Linked DNA regions of Homo sapiens: region 2 is linked to region 1. A link is a loop called in an ENCODE intact Hi-C map of the cell type or tissue named here. Cell type or tissue: body of pancreas. All regions are shown on one strand. Each heading gives the region's core, and the rest is flanking DNA. Links, peaks and the distances in the headings are about the cores only. Region 1 has its middle 34 kb from the start of PTF1A. Region 2 overlaps C10orf67 (chromosome 10 open reading frame 67).

Evidence for each region. Peaks named below come from ENCODE experiments on the same cell type or tissue, not always from the same donor. Only the 100,000 strongest peaks of a DNase experiment are listed, where the experiment ranks them.
Region 2: a loop joins it to region 1, with 4 times the contacts of the local background. A loop is called at or near these places in 40 of 110 quality-filtered maps.

The regions. Positions count from the first base shown.
Region 1 is chr10:23,150,803-23,165,978 of GRCh38, forward strand. No RefSeq gene overlaps it. Among named protein-coding and RNA genes, the nearest start is that of PTF1A, 34 kb to the right of the region's middle. RefSeq lists an enhancer at 6,483-6,672. In body of pancreas, for the core only: CTCF peaks have their summits at 7,330 (motif pointing right) and 7,764 (motif pointing right); DNase peaks (open chromatin) are centred at 7,409 and 7,769; H3K27ac peaks cover 983 bases.
Region 2 is chr10:23,286,002-23,301,177 of GRCh38, forward strand. C10orf67 (chromosome 10 open reading frame 67) reads right to left here. Exons shown (of 16, transcript NM_001371909.1): 6 at 5,131-5,278; 7 at 3,899-3,957. Among named protein-coding and RNA genes, the nearest start is that of C10orf67-AS1, 50 kb to the right of the region's middle. In body of pancreas, for the core only: CTCF peaks have their summits at 5,865, 7,332 and 8,819 (motif pointing right); DNase peaks (open chromatin) are centred at 5,820 and 7,340.

The sequences.
Region 1 (15,176 bases), core at 4,002-12,001:
GGAATGGCTTACATTCCTTCGGCATGCTTTCACTCCGCAGAGTCCCACGACAGTTCGTCCCAGTGGACGGTCTCGCAGCAAGTGATAGGCTCCAGTCACTGCTCTGCATGCGAATTTGCTCCAGGCCATGATAAGGTAGGTGTTACCCTAAGGTTCGGGGACTTTGCAGATGTCAGAGCCTTGGGGTGCAAAGCTCTGTTTGCTCTGCTCACTGCTGAGAAACAGAAGCTTGTCCACCAGGAGAGCCTGTCATCATTTTCCTTTAGGGACCTGATCCATTACTGTGGCCACCACTAAATCAAAAGCTCTAATTGTCTGTCAGAGAGTCTTCAGGGGGTGATGGAGGGTGGGCATGGTTAGGAGGTGCAAGTTGCCTGGCAGCACGTAACCCTTTCTGACCCGCGCATCTTTTTGCTGTTCACACGATTTGTCATCTTGCCTAGAGCCGGTTGGGGCACACCTAACCTTGGTGCCTGCTCGGCCTTGGCCCAGCCCAACAGCAGGTGCAGACATTAAGGAGTTTCCTGTGGCTGGGCACTGCCAGCAGCCTGGATGGACGAGAACTTGAGCTGGAGGGCTTCATTTTCCATGAGACTCTCTCCCATTTCTTTTGCTTATTCTGTTTCATTTTGGAATGACTCCTGGATTTTTTGTCACTGAGATGAACAACAAATACATTTCCCCAGAAGCAATAAATACAGTTTTCCATTGAGGATAAATCACCTGGGTTTCCAGAAGATTATCCAAATGTAGGAATACAGCCAACAAGATTTCTGGAGATTCTTCTTGATCCTATCTCACTAATGTTAGAATATCTAGGAATGTGTTCTAAAAACCTGTAAACCACTAGACTTGTTCATCACTGGCAGCCCTTTTCTTTATGGTTACAATAACAAAAAGTACTAGGACTCATATTTTGATAAACTTTTTAAAAAAGTTTCCCTTTTTCAAGACCCTTTGGAAGAAAATTGGTTGTAGGCTGGGTGTGGTGGCTCATGCCTGTAATCCCAGCACTTTGGGAGGCTGAGGTGGGTAGATTGCTTGAAGCCAGGAGTTCAAGACAAGACTAGGTAACATGGCAAAACCCTGTCTCTACTAAAAATACAAAAATTAGCCAGGTGTGGTGGCATGCGCCTGTAATCCCAGCTTCTTGGGAGGCTGAGGCACAAGAATTTCTTGAACCCGGGAGGCAGAGGTTGCAGTGAGCTGAGATTGCACCACTGCACTCCAGCCTGGGTGACAGAGCAAGACTCAGTCTTAAACTCAAAAAGAAAAAAAAAAAGAAAATAGGTTGTAAAAAAAAACCCATATATATACACATACACTTAGATATTATATATAATATGATATGTAATATATGCTAGATATTATATATAAGATATGCTAGATATTATATATAATATATGATAGATATTATATGTAATATATGATAGATATTATATGTAATATATGATAGATATTATATGTAATATATGATAGATATTATATGTAATATATGATAGATATTATATATAATATAGTATATGATAGATATTATATATAATATAGTATATGATAGATATTATATATAATATAGTATATGATAGATATTATATAATATAATATATGATAGATATTATATATAATATAGTATATGATGGATATTATATAATATAGTATATGATAGATATTTATAATATAATATATGATAGATATTATATATAACATAATATATGATAGATATTATATATAACATAATATATGATAGATATATAAAATATAATATATGATAGATATATAAAATATAATATATGATAGAATCATATATTATATATATCTATATATATCTATTGCTATATATATCATATATAGATATATCTATATATGATAGATATGACATGATTGTATATCTAGAAAACCCCATCGTCTCAGCCCAAAATCTCCTTAAGCTGATAAGCAACTTCAGCAAAGTCTCAGGATACAAAATCAATGTGCAAAAATCACAAGCATTCCTATACACCAACAACAGACAAACAGAGAGCCAAATCATGAGTGAACTCCCATTCACAATTGCTTCAAAGAGAATAAAATACCTAGGAATCCAACTTACAAGGGATGTGAAGGACCTCTTCAAGGAGAACTACAAACCGCTGCTCAAGGAAATAAAAGAGGATACAAACAAATGGAAGAACATTCCATGCTCATGGGTAGGAAGAATCAATATCGTGAAAATGGCCATACTGCCCAAGGTAATTTACAGATTCAATGCCATCTCCATCAAGCTACCAATGCCTTTCTTCACAGAATTGGAAAAAACTACTTTAAAGTTCATATGGAACCAAAAAAGAGCCCGCATCGCCAAGTCAATCCTAAGCCAAAAGAACAAAGCTGGAGGCATCACACTACCTGACTTCAAACTATACTACAAGGCTACAGTAACCAAAACAGCATGGTACTGGTACCAAAACAGAGATATAGATCAATGGAACAGAACAGAGCCCTCAGAAATAACACCGCATATCTACAACTATCTGATCTTTGACAAACCTGAGAAAAACAAGCAATGGGGAAAGGATTCCCTATTTAACAAATGGTGCTGGGAAAACTGGCTAGCCATATGTAGAAAGCTGAAACTGGATCCCTTCCTTACACCTTATATAAAAATCAATTCAAGATGGATTAAAGACTTAAACGTTAGGCCTAAAACCATAAAAACCCTAGAAGAAAACCTAGGCATTACCATTCAGGACATAGGCATGGGCAAGGACTTCATGTCTAAAACACCAAAAGCAATGGCAACCAAAGCCAAAATTGACAAATGGGATCTAACTAAACTAAAGAGCTTCTGCACGCAAAAGAAACTACCATCAGAGTGAACAGGCAACCTACAAAATGGGAGAAAATTTTCGCAACCTACTCATCTGACAAAGGGCTAATATCCATAATCTACAAAGAACTCAAACAAATTTACAAGAAAAAAACAAACAACCCCATCAAAAAGTGGGCGAAGGACATGAACAGACACTTCTCAAAAGAAGACATTTATGCAGCCAAAAAACACATGAAAAAATGCTCACCATCACTGGCCATCAGAGAAATGCAAATCAAAACCACAATGAGATACCATCTCACACCAGTTAGAATGGCAATCATTAAAAAGTCAGGAAACAACAAGTGCTGGAGAGGATGTGGAGAAATAGGAACACTTTTACACTGTTGGTGGGACTGTAAACTAGTTCAACCATTGTGGAAGTCAGTGTGGCGATTCCTCAGGGATCTAGAACTAGAAATACCATTTGACCCAGCCATCCCATTACTGGGTATATACCCAAAGGACTATAAATCATGCTGCTATAAAGACACATGCACACGTATGTTTATTGCGGCATTATTCACAATAGCAAAGACTTGGAACCAACCCAAATGTCCAACAATGATAGACTGGATTAAGAAAATGTGGCACATATACACCATGGAATACTATGCAGCCATAAAAAATGATGAGTTCATGTCCTTTGTAGGGACATGGATGAAATTGGAAATCATCATTCTCAGTAAACTATCGCAAGAACAAAAAACCAAACACCGCATATTCTCACTCATAGGTGGGAATTGAACAATGAGATCACATGGACACAGGAAGGTGAACATCACACTCTGGGGACTGTTGTGGGGTGGGGGGAGGGGGGAGGGATAGCATTGGGAGATATACCTAATGCTAGATGACAAGTTAGTGGGTGCAGCACACCAGCATGGCACATGTATACGTATGTAACTAACCTGCACAATGTGCACATGTACCCTAAAACTTAAAGTATAATAATAAAAAAATAAAAAAATAAATAAGATATTATATATAATATATGATAGATATTATATATAATATATGATAGATATTATATATAATATGATATATGATAGATATTATATATAATATGATATATGATAGATATTATATATATGATATATGATAGATATTATATATAATATGATATATGATAGATATTATATATAATATGATATATATAATAGATATTTTATATACTTTTTTTTTTACTTAAAATATCTCCCTCACCCCCTTCTTTTCTCTTAGGGCCCTTCCCTCTGTTGGATTTGAGATCAACTTCACAGTTCAGAGTTGATCGCTAAAAATACATTAAAAGGGCAAACAGCTGAATATGTCTAAGTTTTTGATAATTTTTTAAAACAGTCCCATTAAAGGTTGCATTGGAGAGAAAAGAAGCAGTAGAGGGGGAAAGACTGAAGGTTGAGGAAAGATGGGAGTGGGTGGGCCAGAGTCGGGCTTGGGGAGGCTGAAGCCGGGGTCAGGGACTGGCCTTGGAGAGGAACAGAGGTTTATTCTCCTGAGCTGGGAGGGAAGGAACGAGGTGAGGATGTGGAACTGATGAATGTGTTGGCAAGGAGGTAGGAAGTTAAGCCAAGTAACTCAATCGCCTCAAGTTTCACCGTGTTGAGGTTGAGGCAGATTCTTGAGAAGCAGTGAAAGCAGGTCTGTTCTGTAGCTGATGGAAGGAAAGAGGACAGGGGTTCCAGAGGCGTGCAAACGGCTTTGTTCATTACAACAGAAGTTCCTATTACAAATCTCACCCTAGCCAGGCACGGTGACTCATGCCTGTAATTGCAGCACTTTGGGAGGGCAAAGCAAGTAGATTGTTTGAGCCCTTGAATTCGAGACCAGCCTGAGCAATGTGTTGAAACCCCATCTCTACAAAAAATACACAGAATTTGCTGGGTGTGGTGGTGCGCACCTGTAGACCCAGCTACTTGGGAGGCTGAGAGATGGGAGGATTGCTTGAGCTCAGGAGATTGAGGCTGCAGTGAGCTATAATCACACCACTGCACTCCAGCCTGGGTGACAGAGAGAGACCCTGTCTCACAAAAACAAACAAACAAAAAATCTCACCCTCACAGTCCCATAAATTACAGGCGTGTGTGGAAATTGGCATGACCACCTTGGGGAAGTATTAGGGTTGCCACAAATCCTTTTTTCCTTCTCCTATTTGGAATTAGGCAGAGTCTAATTCTCATTCCTGTGAATCTGAGCTGGCCTAGGTGACTTGTGTGACAAGCAGAACGTGGCGGAGGTGACGCTGCAAGCCTTCTGAGGCTCGGTCAGCAGCAGCCTTGTGGCTTCCCCCTCCATCTTCTTGAACACTTGCTCCAGGGGGAGCCAGCTATGCTGTAAGGTGCCCCACCATCCTGAGATGGCCACGCTGGAGAGGCTTCATGGAGGACGATCTCGGCAGTTCCAGCTGAGCCCAGCCTCACAGCTGTCCCCGCTGAGGCACCAGGTGTGTGGGTGAAGCCATCTGGTACCCTCCAGATCACTTGATAGCCAAATACTTAAATGATCTTAGTCTGAGCCAAGGGGAGAGAGGAACTGCTCAGCTGAGCCTGCCTGAATTTGTAGCCCACAGAATAGATGTAATAAAATGGTGGTGGTTTTAAACCACAGAATGTTGGGGTGATTTGTTAGGTAGCAATAGACCACCAGAACAAGTACCAGCCACCAAAGCTGAATGTACCCAGATCCTAGGACCTATGCATCCTACTTCTGGATAAATATCTCACAAATATTTGTCTCTATGTGCACCAAGACACAACAAGAAAGGTCATAGCAGCGTCATATTCATAACGGCACCAAACTGGAATCAATGTAAAAAAAAAAACCAAGATGAGAACGATCCATCTGCTGGGCTAGACTGCATGGAACAGGAAAGTCGCAGAGGGTAGGAACGAGAGAAATCTGGAGGGGCCTTTGTGACCTAATTAGGAGCATTCCCAATCACTCGGCTGTGCGGTGCTGATGATGACGCCCACCTTCACCACTTCCTCCACCCACACTGCACGTGTGAGCCGGCCCTTCTCCAGAGCCAACCCCATTTTCCTCCTATGTATTTGTTCTGGTCAATACAAGCTTACAGCGTGCCAGGCACTGTGCCTGTTGAAAAGAAAGAGAGAGAGGATGGAAGGAAGGAAAGAAGAAGGAAAAGGAGGGAAGGAGAAGGGAGGAAAGAAAGGAAAGGAGAAGGAAAGAAAGGAAGGGAGAAGGAAAGAAAGGAAAGGAGAAGGAAAGAGAGGGAGGGAAGAAAGGGAGAAGGAGCGGGAGGCAGGAAGGAAGGAATTAAGGAAGACAGGAAGGAAGGAAATAAGGAAGACAGGAAGGAAGGAAATAAGGAAGACAGGAAGGAAGAGAGGAAGGGAGGGAGGATGGAAGGAAGAGAAAAAACAAAAAGAGAGGAAAGGAGGAAAAGAGGGAGGAAGAAAAATAGAAAGGAAGCAGGGAGGGATGAGGGGAGAGAAAGAAAGGGAAAGAAACCAACTAGCTATTAAAATATCTTTCATTTAGGAATCACAGGCCTGTGAACAATTCAATACAGCAAAACAGCAGTGCTGTGCAGGTCTGCGCACTTCTTTTGTGTGGATCAAAGGATTTTGCCTTTAATGCACAACCTGTCTTCTCTACCAGACTAGAAAGGAAACTCCTTACCACTAGGGACTTTTTACTGATCTTAACTTCCTGCAGTGTCCAGCACAAGGCCTTGTGCATGATAGGTACTTTCAAAACATTTTTAAAAATGGAAGAACTACATTAAACGTGAGCGACCAACTCTCAGGTGGTTGGGTTTGCGAGGTCACCCACGAGATGACCTTGAGCTGATGCGAATGGTCCATCTTGCTGCAATCAGCAGAACTCAGCCTCTGAACGCCCTCACTGCACCGCCACACTAAGCACACTAGAGTCAAGGACTATGGGCAGCCAAGTGCGTCCAAAAACAAATGCCCCTGCCTGACGGCCCATGACTCTGTCATCATAATGAGCGGTGAGCTCCAGGCACCGGATGGTCCCGTGTAATTAATTATGCAGCGTCGTAAAAAGGCAGGCAGGAAATGTCCTCTGGTCAACCGGGGAGGGCAGAGTCCTGGGGGCTGAAGAGGGTCCCGCAGGTGGAAATAAGCACCCAGGAGCTTTGGGGGATCTTGCTACACTTGCTTCTGTTGTCCAGGGGGTGGGCTCCCTAGACACCTGAGAGGCACAGCATTCTTGTGTCAGGACAGGGCTGAGCTGCAAAGCCCCTGTCGCCTCCCACAGCAAGGGCAGGTAAACCTCAGTGATCCATACCCCACCGACCAGCTGTAGTTTAGAAATTTCACACACACGCGCGCGCACACACACACAGAGTTGGAATGCAAAGTATGCATTAACTTAATGTGGTTTTAAAATTATTAAATATCCCTTATCAACCAACTAGAAATGTGCAACTAATATTAGCGGTGGGAGGAGGGTTCTCGAATTCTAAACGGTAGATTCTGTTTGAGGTGTCTAAACTAAGACAAAAAATTTCACATGTGTGACTCATCCAAACCATTAGAGGGCGACCTTCACCTTTACAAGTCTTTTGAGCAATTGTGGGGGGTGGTGGGGGAAGGCAAGATCCTGACATGTATTGAATGGACTTTGTGTTGTAGACTAAGGCACTATGGAAGAAAAATGGTAGCTACCAAAATTAATATACAAATATTGCTAAAATGCCATATCTATTTTGCATAGAGTGGAACTGAATCAATTGTATCTCTTGAATTTTGCTTTAGCTCTGCCTAAATTGACCTAAAGTCCTCAGTCAATTCCTTCATCCTTGGAATTTAGCCAAGGATTTGTGTTAACAGACTGTTTCGTTGCATTTTTCTATTTTCCAAATAAGTGAGTTGATGCGCGACAGGATTGTTTATGAGGGGGGGATGAGTTCTGCAAGAGCCCACCAGAGGGAGCCAAATGACTGCTTTAGAACCCTTCATTCACTGCTGCTTTGCTTTTCCTCTTTGGGAAGCTGCTTAATCAAACCCATTGAACACCCTTCCCTCCCCTCCCACCACCCGAGACACTTAAAAAATTAGAAGTAATCCTAGCACCAGAAATGCACATTCCGTATTTTCTTAGCCCACAGACTATGAACAAACAAATAATACTGCTGTGGCGAGGTATTTTAACAGTGTGAAAATTGCCCACTTAATAGGGAATAGAATAATTAAAGAGATCTTGGCTTAGGAAAAAAAGTGAAACGGCGGACACACAGTGAGAAAAAAATCCGGTCAAGTACAGTGACCTGCCAGGGGATGGGAGAGAATTCGAGAACCAATTAGGATTCTAAACAACTTACCCAACTGAACAGATCACTTTTCTCCTATTTTCAACGAACATTTCAAGCATCTGCTTTCAAAGGAGCCTTGACAGTGACTGTTTCTTCTTTCATTTTTTATTTTTATTTATTTATTTATTTATTTTTTTGAGACGGAGTCTGGCTCTGTCGCCCAGGCTGGAGTGCAGTGGCGCGATCTCGGCTCACTGCAAGCTCCGCCTCCCGGGTTCACGCCATTCTCCTGCCTCAGCCTCCCGAGTAGCTGGGACTGCGAGTAGCTGGGACCACGAGTAGCTGGGACCACAGGCGCCTGCCAACACGCCCGGCTAATTTTTTTGTATTTTTAGTAGAGACGGGGTTTCACCATGTTAGCCAGGCTGGTCTCGATCTCCTGACCTTGTGATTCGCCCACCTCGGCCTCCCAAAGTGCTGGGATTACAGGCGTGAGACACTGCGCCCGACTGTTTCTTCTTATGCTGTGATGGGGGTTAGCTCTGCTAGGAAGTTTCTAGACGAACACATCCTCCCTGGTTCTGTGCTGCTTCAGACCTATGAGACCCTCTGTTCAGATCAACAGCATTTGCCCACTGGCATTTGCCATTATTGGCATTCTGAAGGCCAGGATCTGCTGGGAAAATGGTGTATCTGAATTTCAGCCACGTTCTTAAAATATCCATCCTTGGCTGGGCGCCGTGGCTCAAGCCTGTATTCCCAGCACTTTTGCAGGCTGAGGCCAGGAGTTCGAGACCAGCCTGACCAACATGGTGAAACCCTGTCTCTACTGAAGATACAAAAATTAGCTGGGCGTGGTGGTGCGTGCCTGTAATCCCAGTTACTCGGGAGGTAACTGGGATTGAGGTGGGAGAATCGCTTGAACCTGGGAGGTGGAGGTTGCAGTGAGCCGAGATCGTGCCACTGCACTACAGCCTGGGTGACAGAGTGAGACCCTGTCTCAAAAAAAAAAAAAAAAAGAAAAAAAATCCAACCTCTTTCTTGACACTCTTACCTTTCTACCCACAACCTGAGGGGCTAATACATCTTTCCTCTTATGTGGCACACACTTTGTAATATATTATAGCTCCAATTCAATTCCATAGTTATTTTTAATCTGACTTTCCTATTAAACTGTCAGTTCCTTGAGAAAAGAATTTTGTCTTAATACTCTCCCTAGCCCCAGAACCAAGCAGGATGCAATGCACACACTAGGAGTAATTCAATGTTATGGATAAATGATATCTTTATGAACAAGGTGTAAAATAATAAATAAGAACTAAGAGACAGCAGGTATTTACATGGTGCCAGTCTCGGTCTAAGCACTAGATGTGTTCACTCATTTCATCTGCAGAAATGCGCTGTGAAACAGGGGATAGGCACTACAAGTGTCTACATTTTTAAATTGGCAAAACTAAGGTGATGGATGAGGAGGATTAAGTAACTTGCCCAGGGACACGAGTAGTAGAAGCTGAGACTGGGGTTTGAACCCCAGGAGCCTGATGCCAGAGCCTATGCACACAACCGTAAGACCATAAAGAGCCACACCAGAGAATGGAGACAGGATGGTTATGCAGGTCACAACCTGCTTAATGACTATACTCAAAGTGTGCTGATTAATTCACAACCAATAAAATCTTGACTAGAGTAACATGTTACTTCCCTCAATGTGTTAGGTAGGGCAAAAAGCTGAGCTACTGGAACAAGAGAACACCCCTTCCAAATATAATGGCTTAAAGACCAAAAAGCACGCGTTTTTCACTCAAGTAATAGTCTGGGGTGTGTGTTCTGTGTCAGTGAGCAGCTCTGCTCCGTGTGGTCATCCAGGGACTTGAGATCTTCCATCGTGGAGCTCTGCCATCCCTGAGGGCCTTTTCTCTGTGTGGCTGGGGCTGGGCCATACTGTGTCCAGGCTGCACCCAGCAGGAAGGCAAAAGAGACATGGGGAAGGCACACTCACTGTCTTGACGCCTCATCTTTGGGGAGAACTTAGTCATGTAGCCACATTTAACTGCTGGGAAATGAGGTCTTGCTGACTGGAATATTATTTGGCAAAAAAGGAGGAATCAAGTACTGATACATCCACAGTGTGGGTGAACCTAGAAAACATTAAGCTAGTGAAAGAAGCCAGTCACATAGGACCACACACTGCATGATTCTCATTATATGAAATGTCGAGAGGAGGCAAATCTACAGAGCTGGAAAGTAGATTAGTGATTGTCAGGAGCTGGGGGGATGAGGAGATTGGGGGTGACAGCCAAGGTGTGGGGTTTCTTTTGAGGGTAATAAAAATGTTCTAAACATGATTGTGGTGATGGATATAATATATTGCGAATCTACTAAATATACAAAGTCATTAAATTTACACTTCAACTAGGTGATTTGTATGATGTGCTAATTACACCTCAATATAGCTGTTGAAAAGTCATCATCAGCTAGAACAACAGGCTCAAATCAACCCGATGAAATGTATCATAGCTCCAGGGAAGAGCCAGCGGTGTCAGCGAAACTCCATTTCACAAGAGCAGGATGGGAGAGACATGGCTGAGCAGACCCCAGTGAGCTGCAGAAGGATTTTGGCATGTCATAAGCTCAGGGCAAGCTGCTGAAAGAGTTAAAGTCACTGAATTCAAGATTGTTCTCTCGCAGTTTAACTTCCAGGGGCTGTCAGGAGCTTTAGAGAGTCAATAAAGCTCCAAACTCACTATTAGGAAAAATAAACATGAAAAATTGACATCTTAACGCAGTGACTGCCAAGGATTCAGTGTCAGAAGAGTCCAGCTGGCCTCAGATTTTTTGACTCAGGGCTTCTGCTCTCAGGCCTGGCTGTGACTTTTTTTTTTTTTTTTTGAGACTGAGTGAGACTCTGTCACCCAGGCTGGAGCGCAGTGGCACGATCTTGGTTCACTGCAACCTCTGCCTCCCAGGTTCAAGCGATTCTCGTGCCTCAGATTCCCAAGTAGCTGGGATTACAGGCATGTACCACAACGCCTGGCTAATTTTTGTATTTTTAGTAGAAACAGAGTTTCACCATGTTGGCCAGGCTGGTCTCAAACTCCTGACCTCAGGTGATCCACCTGCCTTGGCCTCCTAAAGTGCTGAGATTACAGGTGTGAGCCACCATGCCCTGTCCCCTGGCTGTGACTTCAGCCCCTGGAGTGTGCCCATCAGGGACAGTGGAGATTAGAGTGAGAAATTTCTTTAGTTTGGGGCTTTTGGGGTTAGAAGCGTGGGGCAGGGTAGGTATGTCTTGGTGACAAATGGCCAGGGTTCCCGAGGACACACCAACAAAAAAAGAAAATGAGGCTGGGGGGAGCCAGAAATCAAGCCTCAAGAGAAGGAAATCAAAATTGCAGCAGATACAGTATCTCTAAACACCTCCCAATCATGCTTCCTTATCTCTGGCTTTCAACACCTCCTAAAACGTCAGTTTTACCTTCTGCCATTTGCACTCCATCCCTTACCAAAAATAACCTGAGGAGGACAGAATGGAAAATGTGACGTATAATTATTGCTCCGACTAGGTTTAGATTTTACCTTTGAGCTACCTGACAGAAAGACAATGGGATTATTTAAATAATTCTCATTTTCAGAAAGAAGAAAACATACCAAATTCTTAAGATATAAAAGATCTACTGACACAGCAGCTAAACAAAATTTTGACATGAATTTATGTTTTAAAGGATAAAATCTAGAAATGGAAAAGCATTTTTGATAAAGCATGGCTTTATGATTCATATGTATTGCTCGGAAGTTTCTGGTGCTTTGATTAGTTCTACCAGAGAGCTACATATATTGGAAATCAATGTAAACAACTTAATTTTCCTATAATTCAGCCAACCCCACCCCTGCATCCAGCAATTATTTATGTCCCTGGTAGGTTGTAGCACTGAGGTGACCGAAGGAAGGTATATTAGAGGATGAGAATGGTACTTGCCTTCAAGAAACCTAGTTGACAAGTCGAGTTTGAGACCAGCCTAGGCAACACAGGGAAACCCTGTCTCTACAAAAAATTAAATTAAAAAAAAATGGCAGGGCATGGTGGCACATGCACCTGTGGTCCCAGCTACTTGGGAGGCTAAAGTGGGAGGGTCACTTGAGCTCAGGAGTTTGAGACTACAGTGAGCTATGATCACACCACTGCACTTCAGCATGGGTGACAGAGGGAGACCCTATCCAAAAAAAAAAAAAAAAGAGAAAAGGAAAGAAAGAAAGAGAGAGGAAGGAAGGAAGGAAGGGAGGGAGGGAGGGAGGGAAGGAAGGAAAGGGAAAGAAACTTAGCTGGGAGGCAAAACACATGAAATAATTTGAAATGGGAAATGGCAGAAACTGAACTACTGCTGTGGGTAGCAGTTAGTCACCTTAGCTTAGTAGTGGAGGATTCCAGGAGAGATCAATAAGAACCACAATTGTAAATAAAGACCCAGAACAAAGGTCTGGAGAGCCCATCTCAAGAATTTGGACCAATCTCCTTCATAAAGAGGGCATGAGGCTCCCACTCACCCAAGAAAGGCTGGTCCTGTGCCAACAAGGCCAGAGAGCTGAAACAGCCAAGCCACAGGCCTCATTACAGGACAGCCGTCCCCCACAACAGATGCAGCCCCACCCAAACAAGAGAGTTTGGGGACAAAGGAGAGCTAAATCTCCTGGCCATCCCCGATCCCCCAGCCCCATTTCAGCATCACTGGGGCCTCAAAGGGGCCAGGTGGCATTGGGGGCAATTCTGCCATCAGCCCCTGGGAACTGGCATTTTTAATCTGCTCAATTAGGAATGTAAGGACATCTCACTTCCATTTGCCAGGCTGGCAGGGAGGGTGTGCCGACAGCCAAATGCGCTTAGTGTTGCTGAGCAAAAGTGGAGGAAATTCAACAGAAATGCAACCTCCGGCCGGGCTCGGCAGCTCACACCTGTAATCCCAGCACTTTGGGAGGTGAAGGTGGGCAGATCACCGAGGTCAGGAGTTCAAGATCAGCCTGGCCAACATGGTGAAACCCCATCTCTACTAAAAATACAAAAAATTAGCTGGGTGTGAAGGCAGGTGCCTGTAATCCCAGCTACTTAGGAGGCTGAGGAAGGAGAATCTCTTGAACCTGGGAGGTAGAGGTTGCAATGAGCTGAGATCACACCACTGCACTCCAGCCTGGGTGACAGAGTGAGACTCCATCTCAAAAAAAAAGAGAAAAGCAACCTCCTTCAGAAAGAGAGCCATTGGCTGACAAAACACCCAGAGGCGCCCAGCTCTCCTTTCCAGCCCTCCATGTTTGACCATGACTGCAGGACTGTGACGGTCAAGGGTGTCTCTCTTTTCCTCACTTCGAAATCAGGATAATAATAGACAGTGATTGCTTTTGCAAAGATTAAGGCAATGCCTGTAATGTGCTCAGGCCCGATACCTGTATAGAGAAGGCACAAGTTTAGCTGCTAGGACACGGCTGATTTCTAGCATTTTCGTTCTTCCTTCTGGCGTTTTTAGTCCCTCCACTCCTGGAGGCCACATTCAGACTAGGTCTCTCCTGGGATGCAAGGAGAGAAGGTTCAAATACACTACCGTGAAGAATCGCTCTGCATATCAGTGTCTCAGCAACAAGTCAAGCTGTTGCCTGAAAATGTCTGGAAGTTCATGGAACTTTTTCATGAAACCCAAGGGTGTGGCTTCTGGGATTGCAATGTGCAGCGGCATCATTTACAGGGCTCGCTCACCTTCTTTTGCTCTGTGCCTCACCAGGAAGAAGTGGGGTTGTGGGGGAAGCTGTTTTTATACCCTGGAGGCTCAATCTGTCCTCCCCTACTTCCACTCCTGGCCTTCTCTTTCTTTTGCAGCTCACAGCACATGAATTAACCATCCCGTTACCCAAGGTCTGTGCCAGGGAGAATAATGGCCCCCAAATATGGTCACGCTCAAATCTCTGGAACATGTGACTATGCTAGGTGACAAGGCGCAGGGAGATTAAGGTTGCAGATGGAATTCAGGTTGCTAGTTAGCTGCCTTTAAAATAGATTATTCTGGGTGATCCTGGGGGCGCTAAGAAATCACAGCATTCTTAAAAGAGGAAAAGGGAGGAAGAAGGAGATGTGAGTGGGGGAGAGATAGTCCAGGGATGCAGTATTACCGGGATTTGAAGATGGAGGAAGAGGCCACAAGCCAAGGAATGTGAGCGGCCTCTAGAAACTGAAAGACAAGGAAACAGATCTACATGGGTCTCCCCTAGAGCCTCCAGATAGAAAGGCAGCCCTGCTAACACTCAGTTACAGTCCACTGAGACCCAAGTCAGACTTCTAAAATTAATAATTTTTTATTTTCCTTTATTTGTTTATTTATGTATTTATTTTTGTAGAGACAGAGTCTCACGTTGTTGCCCAGGCTGCTCTTAAAGTCCTGGCTTTAAGTGATCCTCCTGCCTTGGCCTCCCAAAGTGCTGCAATTACAGGCCAGAGCCACTGCATCCCAGCCTTCATGTCAGACTTTTAACCTACAAAACTGTAACATAAGGCCCCAGGTGCAAGGCTTACGCCTGTAATCCCAGCACTTTGCAAGGCTGAGGTGGGTGGATCACTTGAGTTCAGGAGTTTGAGGCCAGCCTGGCCAACATGGCAAAATCCCATCTCTACCAAATACAAAAATTAGCTGGGCGTGGTGGTGCACACCTGTAATCCCACTTGCTCTAGAGGCTGAGGCATGAGAATCACTTGAACATGGAAAGCAGAAGTTGCAGTGAGCCGAGATCGCACCACTGCACTATAGCCTGGGTGACAGAGTGAGACTCTGTCTCAAAAAAACCAACAAACAAAAAAACCTGTAACATAATACACTTGTGCTGTTTTATTTGTGGTAATTTGCTATAGAAGCTGCAGAAAATTAATACAGGTCTTTCTTTTCATCTATGGTGACATCCATTCTGTCCCCCAAGATGTATTTCTTACAGAGAAGGCACACGCCATCCCCTTGATTTTTCTTTTGCCTTGGCCTAACAGGCTGGTCAAATCCTGCTAAGCCCCTATGCCTGTGGACAAGGGTAAAATTTGTCATCCTCCACGGGACCCATCAC
Region 2 (15,176 bases), core at 4,628-12,627, 140 kb after region 1:
TTTAATTTGTTATTGTACTCCTTATAGAGAGTCAGAAGTACATGCTACTCATTTCTACCAGTGGTATACAGACTGAAGAGCTTGAGAAACATTTTCAATAAAGAACCAGGCCCAGTGCAGTGACTCACACCTGTAATCCTAACACTTTGGGAGGACGAGGTGGGAGCATCACTTGAGGCCAGGAGTTTGAGACCAGCCTGGGCAATATAGGGAGACCCTGTTTCTGCAAAAATAAAAAAATAAAAAATTAGCCAAGTGTGGTGGTACTCCTGTTTAGTCCCAGCTACTCTGGGAGCTGAGATGGGAGGATCGCTTGAGGCTGGATGTTTGAGGCTGCAAGTGAGATATTATTGTACCACTGTACTCTAGCCTTAGGGACAGAGTGAGACTGAGACATAGAAGGGAAGGGGAGGGGAGGGGAGGGGAGGGGAGGGAGGGGAGGTGAGGGGAGGGGAAGGGAAGGGAAGGGAAGCAAAGAAGGAAGGGAGGGAAGAAGGAAGGGAGGGAGGGGAGGGAGGGAAGGAAGGGTGGGAAGGGAAGGAAGGGAGGGAAGGGAAGGAAGGGAGGGAAGGGTGGGAAGGAGGGAAGGAGGGAGGGAGGAAGGAAAGGAGGGAGGGAGGGAGGAAAGGAGGGAGGGAGGAAAGGAGGGAGAAAGGAGGGAGGAAAGGAGGGAGGAATGGAAAAACTGGTGATGGTTCCCTGGTTGGTTATTAAGTGAAACTAGAAGGCTGAGATTTCATTTCTGACCTTAGAGGTTGATGCCAAGAAGGTTAAATGGAATTTACATTATTGTCACTGCAAATAGGGTGAAGCCTAAGAAAATGAACTCCCCTTGTGAAAATCTGTGAGGGATTCAGTTATCAGGGAAACATCTCCCACCTCTGACCAATCAGGGTAACCATTTCTTTGAAAAATACTTCTTAAAAGTAGTTTTATCTAAAATCTGAGAATATCTTGAATGAGGAAATAAGAGAGGACACAAACAAATGAAAAAACATTCCATCCTTATGGATAGGAAGAATCAATATCATGAAAATGGCCATATTGCCCAAAGTAATTTATAGATTCAATGCTATTTCCATCAAACTACCATTGACATTCTTCACAGAATTAGTAAAAACTATTTTAAATTTCATATGGAATCAAAGAAGACCCTGTACAGCCAAGACAATCCTAAGCAAAAAGAACAAAGTTGGAGGCATCACACTACCTAACTTCAAACTATACTACAAGGTTACAGTAACCAAAACAGCATGGTACTGGTACCAAAACAGACATATAGACCAATGGAGCAGAACAGAGACCTCAGAAATAACACCACACATCTACAACCATCTGATCTTCAACAAACCTGACAAAAACAAGCAATGGGGAAAGGATCTCCTATCCAGTAAATGGTGCTGGGAAAACTGGCTAGCCATATGCAGAAAACTGAAACTGGACCCTTTCCTTACACCTTATACAAAAATTAACTCAAGATGAATTAAAGACTTAAATGTAAAACCCAAAACCATAAAAACCTAGGAGAAAACCTAGGCAATACCATTCAGGACATAGGTGTGGGCAAACACTTCATGACAAAAACACCAAAAGCAATTGCAACAAAAGCCAAAATTGACGAATGGGATCTGATTAAACTAAAGAGCTTCTGCACAAAAGAAACTATCATCAGAGTGAACAGGCAACCTACAGAATGAGAAAATCTTTGCAATCTACCCATCTGACAAAGGTCTAATATCCAGAATCTACAAGGAACTTAATCAAATTTACAAGAAAAAAACAAACAACCCCATCAAAAAGTGGGCAAAGGATATGAACAGACACTTCTCAAAAGAAGACATTTACGTGGCCAACAAACGTGAAAAAAAGCTCAACATCACTGATCATCAGAGAAATGCAAATCAAAACCACAATGAGATACCATGTCACACCAGTCAGAATGGCGATTATTAAAAAGTCAGGAAACAATAGATGCTGGTGAGGCTGCAGAGAAATAGGAACACTTTTACACGTTAGTGGGAATGCAAATTAGTTCAACCATTGTGGAAGACAGTATGGAGTATTCCTCAAGGATCTAGAACCAGAAATACCATTTGAACCAGCAATCCCATCAATGTGTATATACTCAAAGGAATGTAAATCATTTTACTATAAAGAGACATGCACACATATGTTTACTGCAGCATTATTTACAATAGCAAAGACATGAAACCAACCCAAATGCCCATCAGTGATAGACTGGATAAAGAAAATGTGGTACATATACACCATGGAATACTATGCAGCCATAAAAAGGAATGAGATCATGTCCTTTGCAGGGATATGGATGAAGCTGGAAGCCATCATCCTCAGCAAACTAACACAGGAACAGAAAACCAAACACCGCATGTTCTCACTCATAAGTAGGAGTTGAACATTGAGAATACATGGACACAGATTGGGGAACAACACACACCAGGGCCTGTTGGGGGGCTGGGGGGTGAGCAGAGAGAACTTAGAGGATGGGTCAATAGGTGCAACAAACCACCATGGCACATATATACCTATGTAACAAACCTGCACATTCTGCACATGTATCCCATTTTTTTAGAAGAAATAAAAGACAAAACATTTTTAAAAATTAAAAAAAGAATATCTTGAATGGCAATATCAGGCCTGGCTGAAATCTGAACCTAAACTTAGGCACATGTGGTGGCTAAGCTCTTCAAATGTGGCTAGTGCAACTGTGAAACTGAATTCTTAATTTTGTCTGATTTTAATCCATTTTAACTTAAAAATGGATACTCGGTTCAGTTACTGGAAGATATTTATGTTTATTTGGAATAACTTGGGGATGTGAATCTGCTTGTTTATCTGTAAACTGTATGAACTGTAAATGCATTCCTATTCTATTCATCTCTTGGAGTATTTTTCAGTGCCTCAGGCATCGTGCTCCCCACTAAGAGACCAGATAGCGCAGTTTCCACCCTCATGGAGCCTCCAGTAGGGCAGGGAAGATAGACCATAACAGAATGGTAACTGAGAGCCACAATAGGGAAGTTTGCGGATAAATGAGAACAGAGTAGGGAAGCCCCACGTGTGCAGGGAGAGCAGGAATTGCTGAGATCCTACTGCATTCAATTCAATGAGCTAAGAAATCTTGTTGTTGTGGGGGTTGGTGGTGTGTGTGTATGTGTGTTTCAGACAGGGTCTCACTCTGTTGTCTAGGCTGAAGTGCAGTGGTGCAATTCTAGTTCACTGCAGCCCCGAACTTCTGAGCTTAAACAATCCTCCTACTTCAGCATCCCGAGTAGCTGGGACTACAGATATGTGCCACCACACTCGGCTAATTTTTTTAATTTTTATAAAGAAGGGGTCTCACTATGTTTTCCAGTCTGGCCTTGAACTTCTGAGCTCAGAAGATTCTCCAACCTTGGCCTGCAAAGCTGCTAGGATTACAGGTGTGAACCACTGCGCCCCACCTTGGAAATCTTGATTTTTATTCTACCAAAAGAATTCCCTGCTCTAAATATTTACCAGATAACATAAGCCCAGCTCATTCATGAACATCAACTAACATCTGATCTGAAAATAAGACTGTTCATTTTTAATATAACTTTTTCCTTAACTGCAAGCTCATCTTCAGACTTCTCTGTGTCATGTAACTATTCGGTGCCTTAAAATCAACAAGGCAGATGGTCAGTGATCCCAAACAAAAGAAGTATCTATACATCCGTGAGTTTTCAAGGTGGAGTCCTTATTTGCTTCTAGTCACCCTTCCCAAATAGTGGGGAGAGATTAAATATGTGAATCAACTTTCCTCTATGTCATAAGACACTCTGGACACAGTGTTATTTGGCCAATTGCGCCTATAGTTCCATTTAAAAGAGTCATTTATCAACGTAAAACGTTATAGTACCTTTTGAATAGTTTTGTGATCCTTTTCTGCCATCTCTTTCATACTTATAAGTTCATCTTCTGTAAACAAAAGGAGAGAGAGGCCAACCATGAAATTACATGCTTATGCCCCTGTATTTAAACGGCCTGCTTCAGGGCAGGCTGTGGGGCACTAGCAGGCATAGTGGACACAAGGCCTAGCAGGACTGTGACCTTCACAACTGCCCTTGACATTCGCAGCCTTCTTCCTGCTGTTCAGATGGCCGGTCAGATAGGGATTAAGAAGTAAGTTCAAGATCCAAGTGTGGCTGAGGGCTGAAAGCTTTTCATCAATACTAGCGACGGACATTTTTGCTGTTGGTCACAGCCAATACAAAGAGCTTTAGCAGGTGGCAGTTTATGACTTAATAAGAACGACCCAAAACTAAAAAGCCTTGCTATGCCACAGCAGAAGAGAATGAGACTATACTGGCATGGTAGAATTTTACATCCAAGGGATAATATTAATATAATATATCTCATTTTACTGATATTTTGCTATAATTCATTGTATTGCCTGCTCATTGCTTTGAATACTGCAGATTAAGGACAACATCATGTAATTAACATAATCACTCGGATCACAGTTAAATGAAAAAATACGTTAGAGCAATCTCACCTTGGTGATTATTTTTTTCTCTTTTCCACATGTTCTAACAACTTCGGTGATTTAAACACAACTTTCACCAATGTTTGTGGTATGAAAGAAAAGAGGTATTAAGTATACAAATGAAATTGTGTATTTAAGCTTTGCATCAAAAATTGAAGTAACTAGTAAGTACTAGCATATTTTCCTGAAGGGCTAACTCTGTTTTCCCTACAAAGCATATCCCTATATGTATTCTTAAGTTTTTAAATGTTATCAAGTTTAGATAATCAGTTAAGCATCTGAAACAAATCAGCAAAAGTTTCTATCTGGCTATAATATTTCTAAGTGAAATGGAGCATTGATTAGCAAATTTTTGCAAAGGCCAATGTCTGTCTTGAAACAACACCCTGAATTAACGTGACATGGCTCAGGGGTACAACTACAAACACATCCTCTGTCCCAAGCAAGAAGTGCTATCTTTAATAAAAAGCAAAGATGGCTATGAAATTCATCTTTCAAATGTAAATAACCAAACGAATGTATGTTTGGAAAAGACAAACATAGTTATGAGCTTTACAAAGTGACCAATATACAGATTTTTCTCAAAAGTGATTTCAAAATGTTACCTAATCCTGAATTTTCTTTTAGATTGATCTGGATTTCTTCTTCAAGCTCTGAAATGATCTGAAGCAGCCTCTCATTTTCCACTTTGTACTCCAAATTTTCCTTTTCTAGGTTTGATTTTGGAGAGCTGGTTTCTTTGGCAAAAGATTCCTAAAAGATGGAGAATGCCATATTCCTAAGCAGGGAGCCAAGGATTTAAATATGCAAGACAAGGACAATACAGATACAGAAAAGCTATCATATAATTTTCTGAATTCTATTACACACTTATAAGAATAGTAAAAAGGAAGGAGCCTAAATAGAGCTTGCTGGAAGAAAGGCTCCAGTACATTCTGTACAAAGACCTCAACACATGGGGACATTTTATTGACAGGAATAATGCATATCATACTGTTTGTGTGCCCTCATCATTCAGGTCAATTCATTATGGAGGCTGTGTCCGGGGAGGCAGCTGGGGCCCCTCCACCCACACTTCCCTCTGTGTGTGTCTGAAGTGCTGTCCGCCTGTAACTAGGCAGGCTGGGGGGACCAGGACGGGCAGCGCCAGGGGGTGGCAGAGTGCATGGCTAAGGAGGGGGGCTTGTTGCCTTTGTGGCATTTCCCAGTGTCAGTGCTGCCAGTGTCATGAGGAGCACATCACATGTCAAAGTGGTGACGTTTTCAGGCTGGGAGCCGCATGGAGTCCATCAGGCACACGGATATCCACACAGTTGGTTTTCTGCTTGGTGGAGGAGCCACCCAGAGGCAATTCATATTCTGAACATTAACATGGCTTTGCATGCTTGTCACACGGGGTCTGTGCAGGCGTTTAATGCTATTGAAGACTTTGGTTTAAATCTCTATGCAAACAGTGATTACCTTGTAAGAAGGTTTCAGGATAACTTACAACAAAAGACTTTAAAGTTATAGTTTTAGTAAAGCAAACTCATTTACATTTTTATTATGTGCGTCTTTTGTTTAAATCTTGCCATGTCCATTATGGGAGAGCTTTTTCTTACGCAATAGACGCGCTTATTGGGACAGCTACTCTTTTTTTTTTTTTTTTTTTTGCCTTCTTCTTCTTGTCTGTTTCAAAGCTATTGAAAACATCTGAATATCCTCCCTTATGGCTGTCTAGATTTTATTGCCATGCATTAAAAAAAAAAAAATTAAGCTCTAATGGATTGGGGAAGCTGGTGCAGAACTTTATACTTTATTGTGGTATGATATTAAACAGATTATGCAATCTCAAAATATTATTATGCCAAAGGAGATAGAAGATTCTACATGCCTTGTTCAAAATTACTATAGACATTAAAAATACTTTTGATCTTAAGGTCATCACAGGTGAATTATAACTTATTCTTTTTACAGTAATTCCATGATGGCAATAACTAAAAATAAAATCTTCCCTCAAAAACAAAATAATTTCTCTCGACTGATTTCCCTTTGGAACTACACTTTCATTTAAGGTTAAGGATATGTGGAAGTAAACTATTAAAATATTTTCCCCTGTAACAGTTTTAAAGAAAAAGAAGTGATTTAAATTTTTTGTAGTACATTAATAAGTCCTTTAAAACAAGTGACTTACTAATGAAATTACGTATGGTATATATATGTGTGTGTGTGTGTGTGTAAGAGTTAGTAATATTTAAAATATGTTCTTAAATTTTGCACTAAGCTCAATTACAAATCTTCATGACTTTGATTCACCATTTCACTTAAATTATTTGAGCCCAATTCATCTTAACTAATGAGAACTAACAAACCTAGTAAGTAGTTAATAAACAACACTGTTTTCTTAATAAACGAAGAATCCGTCATTAATTTCTTGTCCCACATTGTTCAATTTGAGACCATCACAGAATGCATTTATAGACTAAAAGGTTTTGTGTGTGTGTGTGTGTGGAAAGAAATAAACAAACAATACTGGCCTTAATAGGCTTAAGCATACTTTTCCTAACAGTGGCAGAATATGAACATCCACAGAGGATTACATGAGCACCCGATTCTCATAAACTAAAGAAGAACTATTTGAATTCATCAGATGAAGTGTAAAATTTACAAATGGTAGCAGCTAATACCTAACTACGGGTTCTAAGAATCTCTTTGTATGAAAGCAGGACGCAAGGAAAACACATTAAATACGGGGGTTTGTCCTCCACATATCAAACCACAACCCCTGTTCTTCCAAGGTTAACCCTTAGCTCTGTCCCCACCATCTGTCAGCTGTGGGAACTGCAAGTAATTAACTATTCAGACGCCCACAGCAATGAGGACACTCATTAGCAAAATGAACAAAGGGATCGTTCTGAGCTGCTACGGTGCTCTGTTACACTCTGAGTGGCAGGTTTTGTGGTGGTGTTCCTTCTGCCATCTGCCCACACTGCTAGTTTGTGTTTGCTTAAACCAGGAGACTTTTAAAAAATAAACTGCCTTAATAAAATGAGGTTAAGAAGGATGGAGATCATTAAAGGCAGTTAACTGGATGTAGCCGTTTAAACCACACTATAAGAGAGACTGTGTGCAATCCATGATCATTCTGGAATTTCAAAATTGTAAAGAAACTTACCAATCTCAAGTTTTTCTTTCATATTATAAAAACTAGGGCTTCAGGTGGTGGCATATGTGCTATATCTTTTGTGAATATTCACAAGATGCATAGAATTACAAACTGAATCCCAAATTGAATCTCGAAAGAATCATTTTTGAAAACAGGTGTACTTGGGAGCTTTGCTCCTCAAATGCGGTCCATGGACCAGGAGCCTCAGCATCACCTGGGAACTGATTAGAAATGCAGCCCCTCAGGCCCAACCCAGAGCTACTGTGTCAGAGTCTGCATCTAACGAGATCTGCAGGTGATGCATGTGAGCAGTAAAGTCTGAGAAGTCCTGCTTCAGAGCACTTTCTGTGCCTTCTCAGCAGTTTCCCCTCCACAGGCTCCATTGAATTGGACATCTCAATTTTCTGGGGAGGAGCAGAGTTCTGATGCAAGCCCATGCCTCATGACAGTCACAGAGAAGAGCAGGTGCTTTCCCAATGAGTGACAACCAGGAAAGTGGCACTCTGGGCAGTGCAACCCTGCAGAGCTGCCACTCTTGAATGACAGCTCTGTTTCAGAGCTGTCAGCAACAAGCAGATATGCTCGCAATGGAAGGTAGGTGGGTGATGGTTGCAGGGCTCATCAGTGTTGGGATAAGAAAAATAAAAAGTCTATTCAAAATGCCAGCTCCAATTGAAATTAAAACACATGCACAGGCACACACACACACACACAGAAACACACACACACACAGAAACACACACACACAATTACAGAGACATAAAGGCTAACCTCCTTTATAAATTCTCAAGAGGATTAGCCAACGGACAGCATGGAAACCTGATGGCTACAATGGTATGCAGCTGAGTCACATTGATTTCCCACCGAATAAAACCTGAACATTTCATCCCTTGAATGAAGTTGCTCTTGGGAAAATTCGACATTCAGGATGTTCCCATCTGGAGATGAGAAATTACAACTACTTATTAATTATAAAGCTATTGAAGTAATTTGATAATCAGTAAGAGTAAACTAGATAACTGTAGATAAACTAAATAAAACTTGTTTATTTCACTTTTTTTTTCAACTTACTTCCACTGCTACTTTGAAATTTTTAATTGTTTTTCCAAATCCCGTGTTCCCAATCTAATTTGAGACTTGGTGTCCCAGGGGTTTTTAAAATACCACTAGAGGGGGCAGTTGAATCAGATGAAATTTCAAATAAAAAAGATCATCTAGAACTTAAGGTTTTAGGAAAGTTTGTTCTTAGAGAATGTAGGAAAAAAGTGTGTTTCATTTTATTTGATATAAGCTATGACCTGCCTTTGTGGCATTCATGTCTGTGTTCTTGAAATGGTGACACGTATGCTTTCCATCACCCTCAGTCAGGAGGGGAGAGCAGAGCAGTCAGGAGGGGAGAGCAGACACGTATGCTTTGTCGGGGTCTCCAGGAGAAATCCATACACCCCGTTAATCAGAATCACCTCACCTTCCTCAAATATTAAGAGTGTTTACAGAAATTCTAATGTGCTCTTTGGGGACTAACTACATTGGAATAACCAGAGTATTCTGGATGCCACTGAAAGCCAGAGAACAGCCTGCTTACATATGAGCCGGTGTGGCTCCCACCTGCTCTCCTTTTCACAAAGCCACAGCCCATCCTCACGCTTTCCCCAGAATGTCCAGCTGGGCCAGGTAACCAGCTGAAGAGAAAAGTTAGAGGTGTAAATATTTCAAGAGTATAGGGAGCTGTCTTACCCAATTGGGGTGTTCTCAACAGTCCAGAGGTCTGTTTGGTACATTTTATGGAACATAAACGGATGGCCATAAGGATTTGTGCATTTCCTTATAATACCTGAATTGATACATGAATATTTCTTCAAAGAACTTGAAGCAATTTACATTCAATACAGCAGGTGTTCTTATCATAACTCTCTAGTTTAGCCAGGCGGGTATCATGTTGCATTTCACAAATGGGAAATAAATGGATCAAAATTGCCTTGCCACATCTACACTGGATGTCTTTGGCCAAGGCAGGATTAAAAGCAAACTATTACAGTTTTTAGTCTTTTCTATTAAATTGTTTTCTTCAAAAAGTAAAAGTAAATGTAAACCCAAGAAAAGGTTTTTCAAAGGCAAATGCAAAAATTGAATGTGCTTCCTAGTCCAAGATATATACAAAAATTAATATTCAATTTTATTAGATCTATGCTATTGACACAATGCTGTATTGCTTAGAAGGTGCTCAATTTTTTCTAGATATAAAGATTTCTAATAGATTAACAAAGTAAACACCTAAAGCAAACATTTAAACCAGTTTAAATACGATCCTTTAGAATGGTTTGTGTTTGATTCATTATCTCTTATAACGTTGAAGTTTTAAATAAGAGTACTAGTGAGGGATTTAGATAAACCATAAATTGTATTCAAAGGCATGAGCAACCCATAAGTGTTTCTTCCTAGTGTTAACATTTTGACATATAACTTTTCAGATTTTCCTGTATGCATGTGTCGATATTTCTATGTGTACTTTTTTTTTTTTGCAGTTGCAAGATTTAATAGAGTTAAATAGAGTGGAAACAGGGCTCCCATACAAAAGGAAGGGACCCAAAGAGGGTAGCCATTGCCAGCTCGAATGCCTGGGTTTATATCCCGATCATTGTCCCTCCCACTGTGCTCTTAGGCAACAGATGATTGGCTATTTCTTTACCTCCTGTTTTTGCCTAATTAGCATTTCAGTGAGCTCTCCTTACTATCTGATTGGTCTGGTGTGAGCTAAGTTGCAAGCCCTGTGTTTAAAGGTGGAAGCGGTCACCTTCCCAGCTAGGCTTAGGGATTCTTAGTCGGCCTAGGAAATCCAGCTAGTCCTGTCTCTCAGTGCCCCTCTCAACAGGAAAACCCAAGTGCTGTTGGGGAGGTTGGCTGATGACCGCTCTAATTGCTTCCTGCTGAATTGGGGTGTACTAGGGGTCGTGCAGTTGAGATTTCCTCGGGAGGGGTGACTTTGATGTCATTAACATCGGAGCATGGGCTAGCAGGCTGGTCCAGGGGTCTGTGGTAGATCTTAGTCACAGACTGCATCTGGGGCACCATTTGAAGAATGATTTGTAGTTTTACAGCTTTGATTCTGGAAGAGACAAACTTAACAAGGAGGTTAAAGATACAGGGATTGAAATGTATGGCCTGCAGTGCAGGGGATTATTTCTTTGGCACACTTTACAGGCCTTGACTATCTGCTTGATAGTTTTGAAAAGGCCTGGTCCAGTAAATAATAATTTGGCCACCTGATGGGTGCTATTAATGCCTAAGTGAAAGGTTTGGTGAAGGGTTTTAAGTAATTTCCATTGGTTAGCTGCAGGCAAAAGTATTTTTCCTTCTTCCATGGCTAGCCATCCTGAGGGAAGGCAACTATGTCCTCGTGAGGTTCCCCATTCTATTTCTTCTTCTGAGTACTGGGGCTTGCTTTCCTGGAGGGGATTACCCCATACTAGAGGTCCCCTTCTATAAGCATTTCTAATGGAGGGTCCTTCCTTGTGGCTGTTTTGGCTTCAATATCTTCTTGGTGGTTCCTTTCTATTTCCCTTTCCTTTCCTTTCCTTTCCTTTCCTTTCCTTTCCTTTCTGATGACCCCACCAGTCTAAGACTGCCACCTCTTTAGGTTTCTGTACAGCCAATAATATTTCCCTAATGGCTTCCTGATGTTTGATAGGTGTTCCCTCGGAAGTTAGGAATTCCCTTTCTCTCCATATTGCTGCATGGGCATGGAGGACTAGGTAAGCATACTACTCTGTATATATATTCACCCTTTTTCCTTCTCTTAATTCTAGTGCCCGAGTGAGGGCTATTAGTTTTACCAGCTGAGCACTAGTTCCTGGAGTGAGGGGATTACTTTCAAGTACTCCATTATCACTGACAACTGCATACCCCGCTTTTCGAAGTCCTTTTTCTACAAAGGAACTTCCATTAGTATACAAGTTGAGGTTGGGATCAGTCAAGGGAACCTCTAAAAGGTCCCCCTGAGCGGCATAGGTTTGAGCAATTACTTGTTGACAGTTATGTTCTATCTTTTCTTCTTTGTCTGGAAGAAATGTGGCTGGGTTAAGAGTTGCACAAGTGCGCAGTCGCAGCACTGGCCCTTCAAGTAATAGAGCCTGATATTTAAGTAAACAGTTGTCTGACAGGCACAAGTCTCCTTTAGCAGTGAGTAAGCCATTCACATCGTAAGATATCCACACAGTAAGATCTCTTCCCTGTATTATTTTAACTGCTTCAGATACTAAGACTGCTACTGCCACCACTACCCGTAAACAATGAGGCCAACCCGGCCGGGCATGTTGGCTCACGCCTATAATCCTAGCACTTTGGGAAGCTGAGGTGGGCGGATCACAAGGTCAGGAGATCGAGACCATCCTGGCGAACACGGTGAAACCCCATCTCCACTAAAAATACAAAAAATCAGCCAGGCGTGGTGGTGTGCACCTGTAGTCCCAGCTACTCGGGAGGCTGAGGCAGGAGGATGGCATGAACCTGGGAGGCGGAGCTTGCAGTGAGCCGAGATGGCACCACTGCACTCCAGCCTGGGCGACAGAGTGAGACTCTGTCTCAAAAAAACAAACAAACAAAAAAATAAAAACAATGAGGCCAACCCTTTGCCACTACATCAATTTCCTTACTCAGGTATGCCACAGGTTGCAAGCTCATCCCTCAGACCTGTGTGAGGACTCCTAGAGCTATTCCTGTTTTTTCTGTGACATATAAAGAAAAGTCTTGCCCCATTGGCAAGCTTAACACTGGGGCTTGGGTTAGGGCTTTCTTTAGGGCCTGGAAAGCCACTTCTGCTTCAGGTGTCCATCTTACTAAATGGGTATTGGCTTTCTGAGTTTCCTTAATTAGTGTATATAATGGTCTGGCTATTTCGCCGTACCTGGGAATCCATATTCGGCAGTTCCTGTTATGCCAAGGAACGCTCTTAGTTGCTTCAGGGTTTTGGGATAAGGATAAGCCAATATAGCCTGGATACATTCCTCACTGAGGGTCCTGGTGCCTTTGGATAATTTTAGCCCTAAGTATTTAACCTGCTGTGAGCAGAGCTGAGCTTTTGGTTTGGAAACCTTGTAGCCACAGGTAGCAAGGAAATTTAAGAGCACCTGGGTGGCTTGATGACACAAGGTTTCTGAATGGGCGGCTAAAAGTAAATCATCCATGTACCGAAGGACAACAGTGTCCAGGTATGAGAACTGGCTCAAGTCTTGGGCTAATAGTCTTGGGTGCCTGGCCAAATAGATGGGGGCTATTCCTGAACCCTTGGGGTAAAACAGTCCAGGTGAGTTGAGACATTGGGTTTGAAGGATCTTCAAAGGCAAACAAGAATTGAGAGTCAGGATGTACAAGGATGCAGAAAAAGGTATCCTTAAGGTCCAGGACTGTAAACCACTCTGCTTCCTCTGGTATTTGGGAAAGCAGAGTAGAAGGGTTAGGTATAGCTGGGTATAGAGGAACAACAGACTCATTGATAATCCTGAGATCTTCCACTAACCTCCACTGTCTGTTGGGTTTCTGTACTCCTAAAATTGGAGTATTGCAGGGGCTATTGCATGGTTTTACTAGGCCTTGGGCTTTTAGGTCCTTAATCTTTTGGAGTCCTTGTTGGACCTTGGGTCTAAGGGGGTACTGCCTTTGGTAGGAAAAGGAGGCGTAATCCTTTAGTTTAACTTGAACAGGACAGGCATTCTTTGCTCGTCCATATTGTCCTTCTGTTGCCCAGACTTCAGGATTAGTTCCTTCCTCAAGCAGGGGACAACAAATGGGGTGTTCCTTCTCCTATGTTCAGGTGTATAATGGCCCCTGCTTTTGCTAGAATGTCTCTCCCTAAGAAGGAAGTGGGGCTTTCAGGCATAATTAGAAAAGCATGTGAAAAGAGTAAAGTTCCCCAGTCACAACTTAGTGGCTGGGAGAAGTATCTAGTGACTGGCTGTCCTAGGACCCCTTGGATAGTGACAGATCTGGAGGACAATTGTCCACGACAGGAGAGTAAGACTGAGAAGGGGGCGGGTGCAGTGGCTCATGCCTGTAATCCCAGCACTTTGGGAGGCTGAGGCGGGCGAATCATGAGGTCAAGAGATCAAGACCATCCTGGCTAACACGGTGAAACCCTGTCTCTACTAAAACATACAAAAAATTAGCCGGGTGTGGTGGCGGGCGCCTGTAGTCCCAGCTACTCAGGAGGCTGAGGCAGGAGAATGGCGCGAACCCAGGATGTGGAGCTTGCAGTGAGCCAAGATCGCGCCACTGCACTCCAGCCTGGGTGACAGAGCGAGACTCTGTCTCAAAAAAAAAAAAAAAAATTACTGAGAAGTCTGTGCCAGTGTCCAGGAGACAGTTAACCTCCTGGCCTTCAATGGTCAAGCATATCTGGGGCTCTGTGAGGGTGATGGCATGGGCTGGTGCTTGCCCCAGGCACCCTCAGTCCTGCTGCTCGATCATCCGGCTAGTGGCTTCTGACTCAGAGGATCTTTGTCCCCTGGGGCAGCGGGCCTTCCAGTGATTCCCTTGACATAAGGGGCATGGATGAGAGGGTGGCTTACTTGTACTTGGACAATCTTTTTTAAAGTGTCCTTATAGACCGCACTGGAAGCAAGCCCTATTAGGCATTCGATTTTCCCAGCTTTTCCCTTTTCCAGAGCCTCCAAAGTCCGCTTGCCTGAGGGCCATGACTAAAGCGGTGGCCTTTTTTTATCCCGTTTGTCCCATTCCGCCTGCTCCTCCTGATCTCTATTATAAAAAACCGAGGTTGCCAAGTTCAATAGAGTTTCTAAGTTTTTCTCCGGGCCTAAGGTGGACTTTTGAAGTTTTTTTCTAATGTCTGCAGCTGACTGAGTAATAAACTTATTTATCCTTTAAGATCAGTTGGACTTCAACAGAGTCAGGTGATAGAGAGGTATGCTTCCTCAATGCCTCTCTTAGTCTCTCCAGAAAGGCAGTAGGATTTTCTTCCTTTCCCTGTGTTGTAGTGGACATCATTGAATAATTCATAGGCTTCCTCCTAGTTTCCCTTAGTCCTTCTAGCACGCAAGTTAGCAAATGTCTGCAGCACCAATCTCCATGTTCTGATTCTGTGTCCCAGTGAGGGTCTACACTGGGAATTGCCTGCTGGCCTGTGGGGAATCATTCTTTTTCCTCTGTTGTCATCCTATCATTGAACTGACTGAGATACCAGAGATCACCAAACTCTCAGGCTGCAGTTATGACGGCACTTCTCTCATTTGGGGTTAGTGTCTGATTTAGCAGTAACATTGTATCTGTCCATGTCAGATCAAAGGATTGTCCTAACCCTTGTAAAACATCAATATAGCCATCAGGGTTATCTGAGAATTTACCTAGGTCTATTTTAATTTGCTTTAAGTCTGAGAAAGAAAAAGGTACATGCACTCTAGCTGGGCCAAATTCTCCTCCTCCCACTGCTTGGAGGGGGCATAATCGGGGAATATGGGTCAGAAGGAAAGGTAGGGGTGCACGCATGGGCGACTG